Regions from separate parts of the Homo sapiens genome. Here region 1 is linked to region 2. The links are chromatin contacts, found by Hi-C in ENCODE. All regions are on one chromosome and are shown on one strand. Each heading gives the region's core, a stretch centred on a gene start or an enhancer-like site at or near the end of the contact. The rest is flanking DNA. Distances are from core to core; before and after follow the strand shown.

Region 1 (5,528 bases), core at 1,154-3,653, 370 kb before region 2:
GGCCATGGTGCCCAGATATGTGGTCAATCTTTATTCTGGATATTTCTGTGAGGATATTTTTGGGTGAGATTTCCCTGATATGGGTGAGCCCCATCCGATCTGCCGAAGGCCTGAAGAGCACAAAAAGCTGACCTCCCTGCAAGCGAGAGAGAATTCAGCAGCAAACAGCCTTCAGACTTCATCTGCAACATCAGCCCTTTCTGGCTCTGCACGAAACTGTCTTCAGACTCAAACTGCAGCTTTTTCCTGAGTCTCCAGACTGCTTACCACCCCCATCAGATTTTGGACTCACCAAGCCTCCACTGTCCCATGAGCAAATTCCTTAAAATATCCACCTATCTATCTCCTATTGGTTTGTTTCTCTGGGAACCCTGACTAATGCAACCACCTTTATCATAAACTCGGAAGAGAATTCTCCATGACCCTCACATGTCTGCACATCTTCTGAGTAGAGGCCGTGAGAGTCTTTGTCCTGGAGTATCTTGTGAAAGATAGTTAAATAGTGAACAGCTTTGGAAGACAGAGACTGTGTGTCCTTCAAAGCAAAGGGCAGGTATGCCTACTGCTTCTTGTGAAAGGCAGCTTCCCATCCTCCAAGTTTAGGTTCACCTCCTGAAATGCAATCCACTGCATGTGCAAATGTCACCTGACCCTCCTTCAGTCACCCTCTGGGGGTGGGGAGTAGGAGAACCAAAATTGCTGATACTCTGCCTACTGCTATTGCTTGAGTCATAAAGTCCTTTTGGTCTTTGACCCAGAGTACTCATATCTTCTGTCAGCATTCACAAAACTAGGACAGGCTAACTTGAAACCTTACAAATAGGGTAAAATATTAGATCCTTCCCAGTTCCTTACAGTCCACATAAAATATGCCAAAGGGTCTATAATCAGAATCTCATCAAATGCATTGTGTGGTGTCTTGAAAATATATCTACAAATCCTTTGACAATCCTTCTTTGAAAAGGTGAGGTTCAATTCTGCTCCTCTGCGTGTCAGCTGGACTTTGTAACTTGCTTCTACAGAAATAGAATGTGGCAGAATGGGAGGCTAAGGTGGAGGGATCCCTTGAAGCCAGAAGTTTGAGACCAGCCTGGGCAACAGAGCAAGACCCTGTCTCTACAAAAAAGTTTAAAATTGACCAGGCGTGGTGTCTCACACCTGTAATCCCAGCACTTTTGGAGGCCAAGGTGGGCCGAATCATTTGAGGTCAGGAGTTCAAGAGCAGCCTGGCCAACACGGTGAAACCCCATCTCTACTAAAAATACAAAAATTAGCCAGGTGTGATGGTGGGTGCCTGTAATCCCAGCTACTCAGGAGGCTGAGGAAAGATAATCATTTGAAACGAGTAGGCGGATGTTGCACTGAGCTGAGTGTGCCTTTGCACTCCAGCCTGGACGACAGATTTAGACTCTGTCTGAAAAAAAAAAAAAAAAAGTTGAAAATTAGCTAGGCTCAGTGGCGTGTGTGCACCTGTAGTCCCAGCTACTCAAGTGGCTGAGGCGAGATGATAGCTTGGGCCCAGGTGTTCAAGACTGCAGTGAATCATGATCGCACCACTGCATTCCAGCCTGGGTGACAGTGAGACTCTGTGTCTACAAACAAATAAACAAACAAAAGCAAAAAACAAGACACATGAGCCATTCTATGGATGTCTTCAAATAAGCAACTATTTACTCTTATTGTCTTTATATGTGACAATATCCAAAGGGCAGCCTATTCACTCTGGAACATCTCACATGAGCAATTATACAGTGAAAGGAGCAAAAAAAGAAAAAAAATTAAAACCCTGAACATGAGCGATGGAATCAGAAGTGTCTATTCTGCCTCTTACTAAGAAGTGACCACACCCAAAGTCACTGAAGCTCTCTGATTTTCAGGTGATTTTGGATGACTAGTGTAGTCATACCTAGCTGTCTGGATAATTTTGATGATGAAATCAGAAACATAATAGCATTTATTATCTACTAAACATTGTGTACCGGAATTTAGAGCCATGATTTCTTTTAACATATCCAAACCATCTAGAATTGTGCCTGGCACATGTTATGTAATGCATAAACCTTAGGCCCTGTCTTCTCCCAACATAGAAGATTGATACTTGATCATGTGCCCATGATCTCAGTTTATGTGCCTTAAAATAAAATCCATGACTTCCTCTTGTTATGATGATGGCAAACATCTACTTGTAACTGTGCTCTAGTTAAAAAAAAAAAGTAATACTTCAACTTTTATGATTACAAGGCAATACACATTAAAATGACTCATTCTGATGAAGATATCAAAGTTACTGCTATCCAATGTGACTCTACTTCAGTCATAAAGAAAACGTTCTCATGTAGCCAGAGTCATCACAGTGGAAAAACAACTTCACTCCTTCCCTGAGCACTTGTGACAGCACCTCAGGTCTCACAGATGGGCTCAGGGGTCCCACAGGTGAGGTGCACACACCCAAGGTTCTGTACAGAATGATATATTGCAATACAAGTAAAAGAACATTAGAGCTTCTATGCACATTTATTTTTATCTGATTCATTTATTACGTGTATGTTTCTGTGTATCCTTTATAATGCTCAAAATATAACAGAAGACTTACCTGTCTCTATATTGTTTGTTCCTATCACTGTCTAATTGCTCATGGAAGCCACCCAGCAGGAAGGGGCTGGTCTTACACATCAGCAAATGTTAATGTCTTTATATGTTCATGATCAAAACCTTTTTACTGATGAGGTGTGTATCCTCAAAATATTTGGAAACCTCTGCTGCAGACCATCATTTAGATTAGAGTTGAAACTGACACTTAGCATTTAGATGGACTAAGACTAATTATGTCACCAATTTACAACAAGAATATTTTACAAAAATAAAACATAAAACGGCCTGGCGTGATAGCTCATGCCTGCAATCCTAGGACTTTAGGAGGCTGAGGCGGGTGGATCACTTGAGCTCAGGAGTTCAAAACTAGCCTGGGCAACATGGCAAAACCATATCTCTGTAAAAAACACAAAAATTAGCCAGGTGTGGCGGCACGAGCCTGTAATCCCAGCTGCTTGGGACTAAGGCAGGAGGATCACTTGAGCTGGGGAGGTGGAGGCTGCAGTGAGCCCAGATCACACAGCTGCAATCCAGCCTGGGAGACAAAGTGAGACCCTGTCTCAAAAACAAAAACAACAAAACCCATAAAATAACTGTATTTAAGGGCTACTACAGCAGTGCTTCCACCTTTCAGATATGTCTATGCAGTGATCACCAAGTGTGAAGTGGCAGTTAGCTATAACCAGCTAAAACTGTTCTTGAACCAGACTAATACGACTTCTTTTCAGAACATTATTTGCATGGTGGTCTGGAATACTTGCTGTCTTTGCTGCTGGTCGAGTTCTCTGACAACCTGAAACAAGTGTTGAGGAACTGCTTCTATTTGGTCTCCAACATATGTCACATATTTCTGGGAAACATGATGAGCAACAGTGTGGTCCTTGTGAGAGATGGTGTCACTCTTTCATTTGTGCCAAGACGTATGTTTCTGCTGAACTGCAGACAAGTGGGAATAGCTTAAGTGTAAATTACCAAAAAGGTGAATGTCCTGGGAGAAAACAATGTTAAACCAGTAACAGTTTGCCAGAGTCTGCTAAGCAGGATGTCTCATACGGCTTGTAGTATATCAGGTTTATTAACTTAAAGATCCACTTTATCAGATCTCTAGCTAATCACTGAAATGATCATTTTTAAATTTAACATAGAGTTCTCTATCTATATTTTCACTACTATAATAACATATTAGAACTACTCACTGGTAATTGTTAATTCAATATGTGAAAGTAAAAAACTGGTATCCTTATAAGCACACAACCTAGATAAAGCTCTTATATTCTTTTTTGGTACAGAGAGAGAGAGATGGGTGAAATATTATTATTTCATAATTATTCTGTAGACCAGCAAAACTGCCATCCCAGGAATCATTTGGTTACAGCAGACCAAGAGGTTAAAGGAATGGTGAATTATTCATAGTATCCTTCACAATTGTAGAACATCCAAATAGAAACCGTGAGAAGTATTAGAGATCATTAATTATTTCTAGTTGCACATTGCAACTTCAAAAAGTCTCAGGATGAGTCAAATTTCCACTGTGGTTGTACACTATGGCCTCATCACACCAACTTTTATATTTTAAGTTACATATTGGGAATTTCCTCTGTGGAAAATAAGCTTACGGTAATGCTATGCTCTGCACAGTAAAATTAGACTTGAATGAATGGTTGAAAGAATGATATTGACTCTAATATGCTGTAGCATACATGAGCAAGTGGTTATGCCTACCGACAGAAAATTAGTTAACAAGGAAAGCTCTCAAAAGGAGGTAAAAGCTATATTTAAAGGAAATCTAAGTCAATTAGCTATTAAATACAATTGACTTACACTACTTGTGATTGAATGTTGAAAATATGTGTGTTAAATTCTATAAATGGTAATAAACTGTTTTCATCTTTATGAATAAAATTGAATATTCTTTAATAATTTGAAATACTGAAGTCACAACTATGCAAGAAGCAGTTTCCCATGATCATGAGTATTTTATACAAGCTGCTTATACATTTTTATACTCCTTTTAGAGTTCTATGGAGGTCACAAAATAAAATTTTGCATTTTGCTTTTCTGTTATTTCAAGTAGGATATATAGTAGAGTAGTAGATGTACATCCTCCTGGAATTTTTTTTTTTTTTTTTTTTTTAGATGAAGTCTCGCTCTGTCACCCAGGCTGGAGTGCAGTGGCACGATCTCGGCTCACTACAGTCTCCGCCTCCCAGGTTCAATCAATTCTCCTTTCTCAGCCTCCCGAGTAGCTGGGATTACAGGCATGCACCACCATATATATATGTATATATATATGCACTTCACCTCCCCAGGTGTGTCTGCTGCTATCCCTGGGCTTATGTTTCCCTGAAGCCCAAGTCTCTTTCTCTTGCCTGTGAGAACCATGGGCTTTGCCAACTCAGAGGTGTGGTCTTGCTCCACTTCCATCTCCAATACCATTTTATGGGGCTGTCCTTCCCTGCCCCCCACACACCCATTCAGCCTGTGGGACTCTTCTGGGAGGGCTTATTCTCTATTTGTCCCCTGTGATCTGCATCCTGAGATGACTTACTGTTTGAGTTATTCCTGTGGCCTTCCGCTGACGATTTGCCTTCTGTTATCACTGCAGACATCATGGGCATCACACACTATACATGTCCCTGGAAGTTCTTGCGGGGACTGGGTTGTTTCTTAGTGGTTTGGAGTCACTGTATGGCTAGTGGATTCATTTCCTACGCTGCCATAACAAAGTGCCACAGACAGGGTGTCACAATAACAGAAATGGACTGTCTCAAGTTCTGGAGGCTGGAAGTCCCAGACAAAGTTGTCGTCGGGTTGTTTCCTCCTGAGGCCATGAGGAAGAACCTGTTCCAGGCCTCTCTTCACTTCTGGCGGTTGCTGGTCCTCAGTTTTCCTTCCTTGGTGTGTAGAAACATCATCCCGATCTCTGTCTTCATGTT
Region 2 (6,102 bases), core at 2,473-4,972:
CTGTGGTAAGTCCTCTGTGTATATGTTTATTGTTTTAGAAATCTTTGATTTCTTCAAGGTCTTCTCAGTATTTTTTCATGACCGCTTTTAGAAAAGATTTTTGATTTTTCTTATTTCAATACAAAACACCTGGAACGATTTTTGTTTATTGTGTGAGGTAGAGATCAAAGGCTTTTTAAAAATATGGATATATAATGGAAACAATCCATACTTATAAGAAAGATTGCTTTCCCTCAATGCATAGCAAAGAGTTTTTTTTCCCCTCTTCTTTCTTTCCCCACGAATCATGTGAATAGTAAGCGTGGGTTTTCTTCTGCACTCTATTCTATGACACTGACCTATTTGTCTATTCTCACACCAATCAGCACTATGCCATTTTCATTGCTGCAGCTTTAACAAGGTTTGAGATCTGAGAGTAAAAGACCTCTAAGCTTGTTTTATATTCTCAATTTGTCTTCATTATTTTTTATCCTTTTTGTTTTCATACACATTTTAGGATCAGCTTTTCAATTTGTAAAATAGAAGGGCTGAGATTATGAGAGGAGTTACACTGAATTTTTAAATCAATTTAGGAGAATAAACTTAATTACAATATTGATTCTTAGAATCCTTCAATAATGTATGCTGTTTATTTTCTTAAGACTTCTTGAATATCTCTCAGTAATGTTTACAGTTTTCTGTGTAAAAGACTCTTGCACACATGACTTTTATTCCTAGAAATTTTATTTTTTCTGCTACTGTAAAAGTTTTCACTTTAAATAAAATTTTTACACAGTTCATTAAAGTATATGGAAACACACCTGATTTCTCACATTAGCCTTTCATCGGTAATGCTGTTAAACTCACTGACTTATTCTAATAGTTGATCTGTATATCCGAATATATTTTCTATCTACACAATCATGCTGATAATGCAAAATGACAGTTTTACTTTATCTTTCCAATTCTCACGACTTTTCCTTTGTTTGCCTTATTGCAGTGAAGAGAACATCCCGTGTACTATCGTGTAGAAGTTGTAGTAGACGCTGTGGTCTTTCCAACAACAAACAAAGTAAGTTTTCGAAGTTTTATTATCAAGTATGATAACCTCTGTAGGGTTTTCTTGAGATACCCTTTTTCAGATAAACAAAACCTCTCTCTGTAGTTTGCTACCAATTTTATTTTGAATGGGTGTTGAAAATATCAAGTGCTCATTTTGTGTCTACTGAGATGCTCCTGTGAGTTTTAATGGTAATATAATAAATCACATTGTTTGAATTTTAAATCTTGGCACACATTTATAGAATAAACCCAACTTGGTTGTAATGTATAATTCTTTTTGTATGCCACAGATTTGGTTTGTTAATATTTCGTCTAGGAGTTTTGTATCTCTGCTTATGAGAATAATCTGCCCGTAATTTTCCTATCTTACAATGTCTTTGTGAAGTTTTGTTATTAAGATTGCGCTGGCCTCATGCAGAGAGTCCGAAGCGTTCCTGCCTTTGCCATTTTCTGGTTGAGTTCATGGATGGTTAGTGTCAGCTCTCCCTGCAGTGTTTTTAGTGATTGAATGATTCAGTCCTCTGGACTTGACTTTTCTTATTGAGAATGTTTCAAATTACAAGTTCAATTCCATCCATAAAAATGGAGTTATAAAGATTTTGTACTTCTTGTTTTAGTTCTGGAATTAGTGGTATTTTTCAAGGAATGTGCTCATGCCATCTAACATTTCAAATTGATTTGCAAAACAATGGTCATGATACTCTCTGCTTCCTAACCCAAAGAACCTGCAAAAATGTTCTTTTACCTGGTAAAAGGAACTTGGCAGAGATGACTAAATCAAGGATCCAGTCACGCTAATATCTCACAAATAAGTATCTCTGTTCCACCCCTCTTCCCTGAGCTTGAGACCCTCAACACCCCAGCACAGCACTGCTAACCAAGTGCCTTACAATCTTGGATGTTCCACAGGGAGGAACCAAACCTTTGAGCCTCTACGCATCTCCCTCTCCTTCCTTTCCTGGATTCCTCTATCTCAATCAAATCATTACTCAGGTCCTTAAACTACACCTGCGTTCATTTTAGTTATCTGTTTAACATTTACTGGCTTCACATTATTTCCTCAGAAAAAGGAAAAAAAAAGTGAATTTCTTGCCCAGATCTGCAACAACTTCTAAGATCTGACCTGTAGCCACCCACACCTGGAAGCTCCAGCCTTGCCTCTCCCCAGTTCACCCAGTAAGCGCTGGACACGGGGCTGAGCTGGGACTTCGATGCTTACTCTGCCTGGAAACCTCCTTTCTCTCTCCCCACTTCTGAGGCTCCGCTCAGGTGCTGTTTTACCTGAAACCCTCCAGGCTGTTCTCTCTGGAAATGCCTCTCTCTTCTGCCCTTTATCTTCCACCTGAATGGGAGGATGTCTCATTCCTAACACTCAGGACAGGTCTTCATAGCGTTTATCCTGCTTTGTCATCTGCATGCCCCACAGGGCTGAGAGCTCCAAGGAGCTGTGAATCACACCTCCGACTCCCCCCAGGGTACAGGAACGGGGTTCAGAATGCTCTTCCCAAAGGTGAGATACAACATGAAGAGTGGTTATTTCTGGGTTATGGGATGAAGAGTAATTTTTTTGTTTTCTTTATTAGACGTTACTAAATGAACCTGCTTGGTGTTAACCACATGTGGCTTTTATAATCAGAGAAATAAAACAAAACTGACAGTAAAAATACATAGAAGAAGGATTATGTAAAATTTATAATTAAAAATTTGTTGATTTTAAATGATGGTGCTTAGAGGGTATTACCTTTGTCTTCAAATTGGAAAGCCTCAGCTGTCCGGGGTAATGATTTGCCCAAACACTCCATTTAATTCGAGTTTTACTGTCTGTATTTTGTAACAATAAGATTATTGCTTCTATACCCTACACATGCGCAGAGAGATAAAGGAAGGGTATGTTCTTTTAACTTCTTTTCTAATCTTGGGTCCAAGTCAAGGGATTTTATTTCTAATGCTTGGTCTTTACAATTTTTCTTTTTTCTCATTTCTCCTTGATTTTCCAAAAGGGAAAAGGGGAAACTCTTGGGTTTTGGTTTCAGCATTATTCCCAAAAGACTTCAAATTAATTTACAGGACTCTGGGTTGAGCGCAGTTGCCTTTCTGGCCTGAGGGTGTAAACTTTTTCTTAGGCAAATTCCCTGCTGAGTTCCCAAAATAGCAGAGAGTAAATGTAGTCCCACGTGTTTTGAGTCTAAACAGATGTATGTATGTGGATTTGTAAGTGAGTCACATCTATACTGTTCTTTTACTCGAGAGTAATTGGGCCAGGCACTGTGGCTCACGGCTGTAATCCCAGCATTTTAGGAGGCCAAGGCGAGAGGATCACCCGAGGTCAGGAGGTTGAGATCAGCCTGGCCAACATGGTGAAATCCCTTCTCTACTAAAAATACAAAAATTAGCCTGGTGTGGTGGCGCGCACCTGTAGTCCCAGCTCCTTTAGGAGGTGGAGGCAGGATAATTGCTTGAACCAGGGTGATGGAGGTTGCAGTGAGCTGAGATCGTGCTACTCACTCCAGCCTGGGTGACAGAGCTAGACTCCGTCTCAAAAAATAAATAATACAAATAAGTAAGTAGCGTAATCGGCAGAGTATTAAGGAGTCATTCTCCTGCCAGCCACGCTGAATGCACACACCCTGATGGCAGTGAACAGCGTCCACTGGATGTGAGCTTAGTGCTGAGGACCAGCACGCCTTTGCTAATGTCCTCAAAGGGAAGGCCCCTGAGGCTCGGAGAGCTGATGCCCTGCCTGGGGTCTCAGGCTTATGCCGCTGGGATGTCTCTGCTCTCCTCTGTCTCGTGACCACCATGGCGCAGGCTCTCTCTGCATCTTTCCCATCCTCCCCACCTTCCCCCTACAGTTGCCCTCAAGCTTCAGTTCCTAAAGTAGAAAAGAAATAAAAATAAAGCGAAACCAGTACGATGACTCACTGGTGAGCCAAGTATAATTTTCCTTTAATACCGCACAGCATATAAGGCTAATTTTGAGACAGCTCGCTTTCCCCCATGGAATAGCCAGATAAAGTCACTTTCTTGAGGAAACACAGCTGCTTCTAAAGAGAGGAAGAAATGACTTTCTCTGTGGTGATCGCCCGTTTGGAATGTCCCAAGGCTACATTCAGTGCCCCCTTCGCCACTTCCTCCACCTGGGAGCACCGCAGGAGTCGGAATTCCAAGTGTGGTTCATCCACAGCCTCTTTCTCATGGCCTGAAACGTGCTTTTTACTGGAAAACACTCTGATACATCCTGAAGCTAAATGCTTCTTAGAATACACTGTGATGTAACACTGTGATGGAAATCATCCCGTAAAAGCCGAGTGAGGGCAAGCATTCCCCAGTCAGGCGGCGTGAGGCTTGCCTGACGTTCACGCACTTCTAACAAGAAAGGAGGTAGCTCACACTCAACGCCGTTACTTAAGTAAGGTTAATAGAACAGCAGACAGGAAAAAGCACAAAAACTTAGGAAGACACAGAGCCATGGGCTCCCCGCCAAACACCTTCGGTGATTGCAATACAGAAGACGGCACGTGGAATCTGCCCTTGACTCCTTGAAAATACGATGTGACCGAGTTTTCAGTGTTAACAGGAACCGAGACAAAAACGTTCACGTATTTTGTTATCATCTGTGCTCTGGGACATGAGTTATGTTCTTGAAAATTCTGAGTTTGGGCTACATTATTTTAAGAGAATTCACAATAAAACCTTATATAATTATTTGTTCTGTGATGGAAATGTTCAAAGAAATAATCTCTTCCTGGGTACAAAAGTGGACATTAGGATAGACCAGAAAGATTAGTCCTCTTTATATACAAAAACAGGTTTGGAGAGAGGATTGTCAAAGAGGTGGAGAGGCAGCCTCAGAGAGAGAGAGAGAACAACCTCAGATGAGTCATTCAAGTCTGCTAAACTTCAACTTACCCAAATGAAAATGAAGATAATGATACCTGTTCTTATAAGGTCAGGCAGGTATCATTGTTATGACAGCAAATGAGATGCTTCATCTGAAAGCGCTAACCAACCTTGAGACAGTATTTAATCCCACTGAAGACACCTCTGTTCATGAGCTTTGGTGCAGAAACTAGTTTTCAGAAACAAATCAGTTTAAAAAAAGTACTTAAAATGTATTTATATAGAGTTTATTTGCATTACATTCCTAGAAACAATGTTTGGTTTTGAAAAGAGCATAGATACACTATGTTTGGCTGTAATGTGATAATTGTGTTTCCAAGAAAGCTTATACTGTTAGAGATTATTTTATAAACTATTGATTCAGTGGGAAAAGTTTGGGAATGGCAGTTGGATGGTTTCAGATTTACAACTGAAAAGTTATTTTGCAGATAGGCATTTTAGTGAGTAGGTGAGTCAGTCATCGCAGATGTATAAAGGTTAGCCTACACATCACGGAGTGATTCTTTCATTTGAACGCACTGATGCTTCTCACACAGAGTGGCCTTTCCCTCCGCTTTCCACCAGCATCATCAATTTCCAGGCATCTCACGCATTCTAGATAATATTCTCACTCACTGTTACAATGTTGAATGCACAGAGCTACTCAAAGTGTCTGTATTGCCTGGACAATAACCCTGGGTAACAACCAATTACTGGCTTCTTGGGCAAATTCTGTTCCCAGGATAATCTACCTCTTTTTAGCCATTTAAAATAATATAACCTCTTGCTATAGAATTAATGTCTGTATTGACTTTCATTTCCATTTTTAAAATAAATTAAACTTCCCACAACCCATTTCCAGGTTAGACTGAATAGCAACAATGGTGATGATAATAATAGTAATAAAATGGATCTTACTTATTGAGAGCTTACTCTAATGCTTCAGTACCGTTCCAGTGTCACTGGTGAAAGTCATTTGGTGTTGCAGTATTTTACAGTGAACGAGCGCATCAGACAACCGCTTCTCCGTGGTTCAGCTGCAGCCTATATTCCCCGGGCTACTAAATTGTAGCCACAAACCAGGGATCCAAATAATAACAAGAAGACTCCTAATCTCTGAGTGTTTAACCTAGGTGAAACTCGCTAAATACTTTGTACATAGATTATCTTATTCAACCTGAA

The links. Hi-C counts contacts between places; a loop is a spot of excess contacts on that map. Pooled maps may share reads with other maps.
Region 1: a pooled map shows a loop between it and region 2 (4-fold over the local background). The contact joins two enhancer-like sites. A Hi-C loop is called at or near these places in 1 of 168 maps with a recorded cell type or tissue (B cell), 11 of 37 single-sample maps with no recorded cell type and 6 of 50 pooled maps.

The regions. Positions count from the first base shown.
Region 1 is chr10:3,864,411-3,869,938 of GRCh38, reverse strand. No RefSeq gene overlaps it. Among named protein-coding and RNA genes, the nearest start is that of LINC02639, 33 kb to the right of the region's middle. RefSeq lists an enhancer at 1-236. Within about 2 kb of position 2,403, at least 3 of the 41 ENCODE cell types and tissues checked have a DNase peak (open chromatin) inside an H3K27ac peak, as active enhancers do.
Region 2 is chr10:3,492,602-3,498,703 of GRCh38, reverse strand. It overlaps LINC02669 (long intergenic non-protein coding RNA 2669), which reads left to right. Exons shown (of 5, transcript NR_155743.1): 3 at 980-1,051. All of the region lies in intron 1 of LOC105376360 (a long non-coding RNA gene), which reads right to left. All of the region lies in intron 1 of LOC124902538 (a long non-coding RNA gene), which reads right to left. Among named protein-coding and RNA genes, the nearest start is that of LINC02669, 7.2 kb to the left of the region's middle. Within about 2 kb of position 3,722, at least 7 of the 41 ENCODE cell types and tissues checked have a DNase peak (open chromatin) inside an H3K27ac peak, as active enhancers do.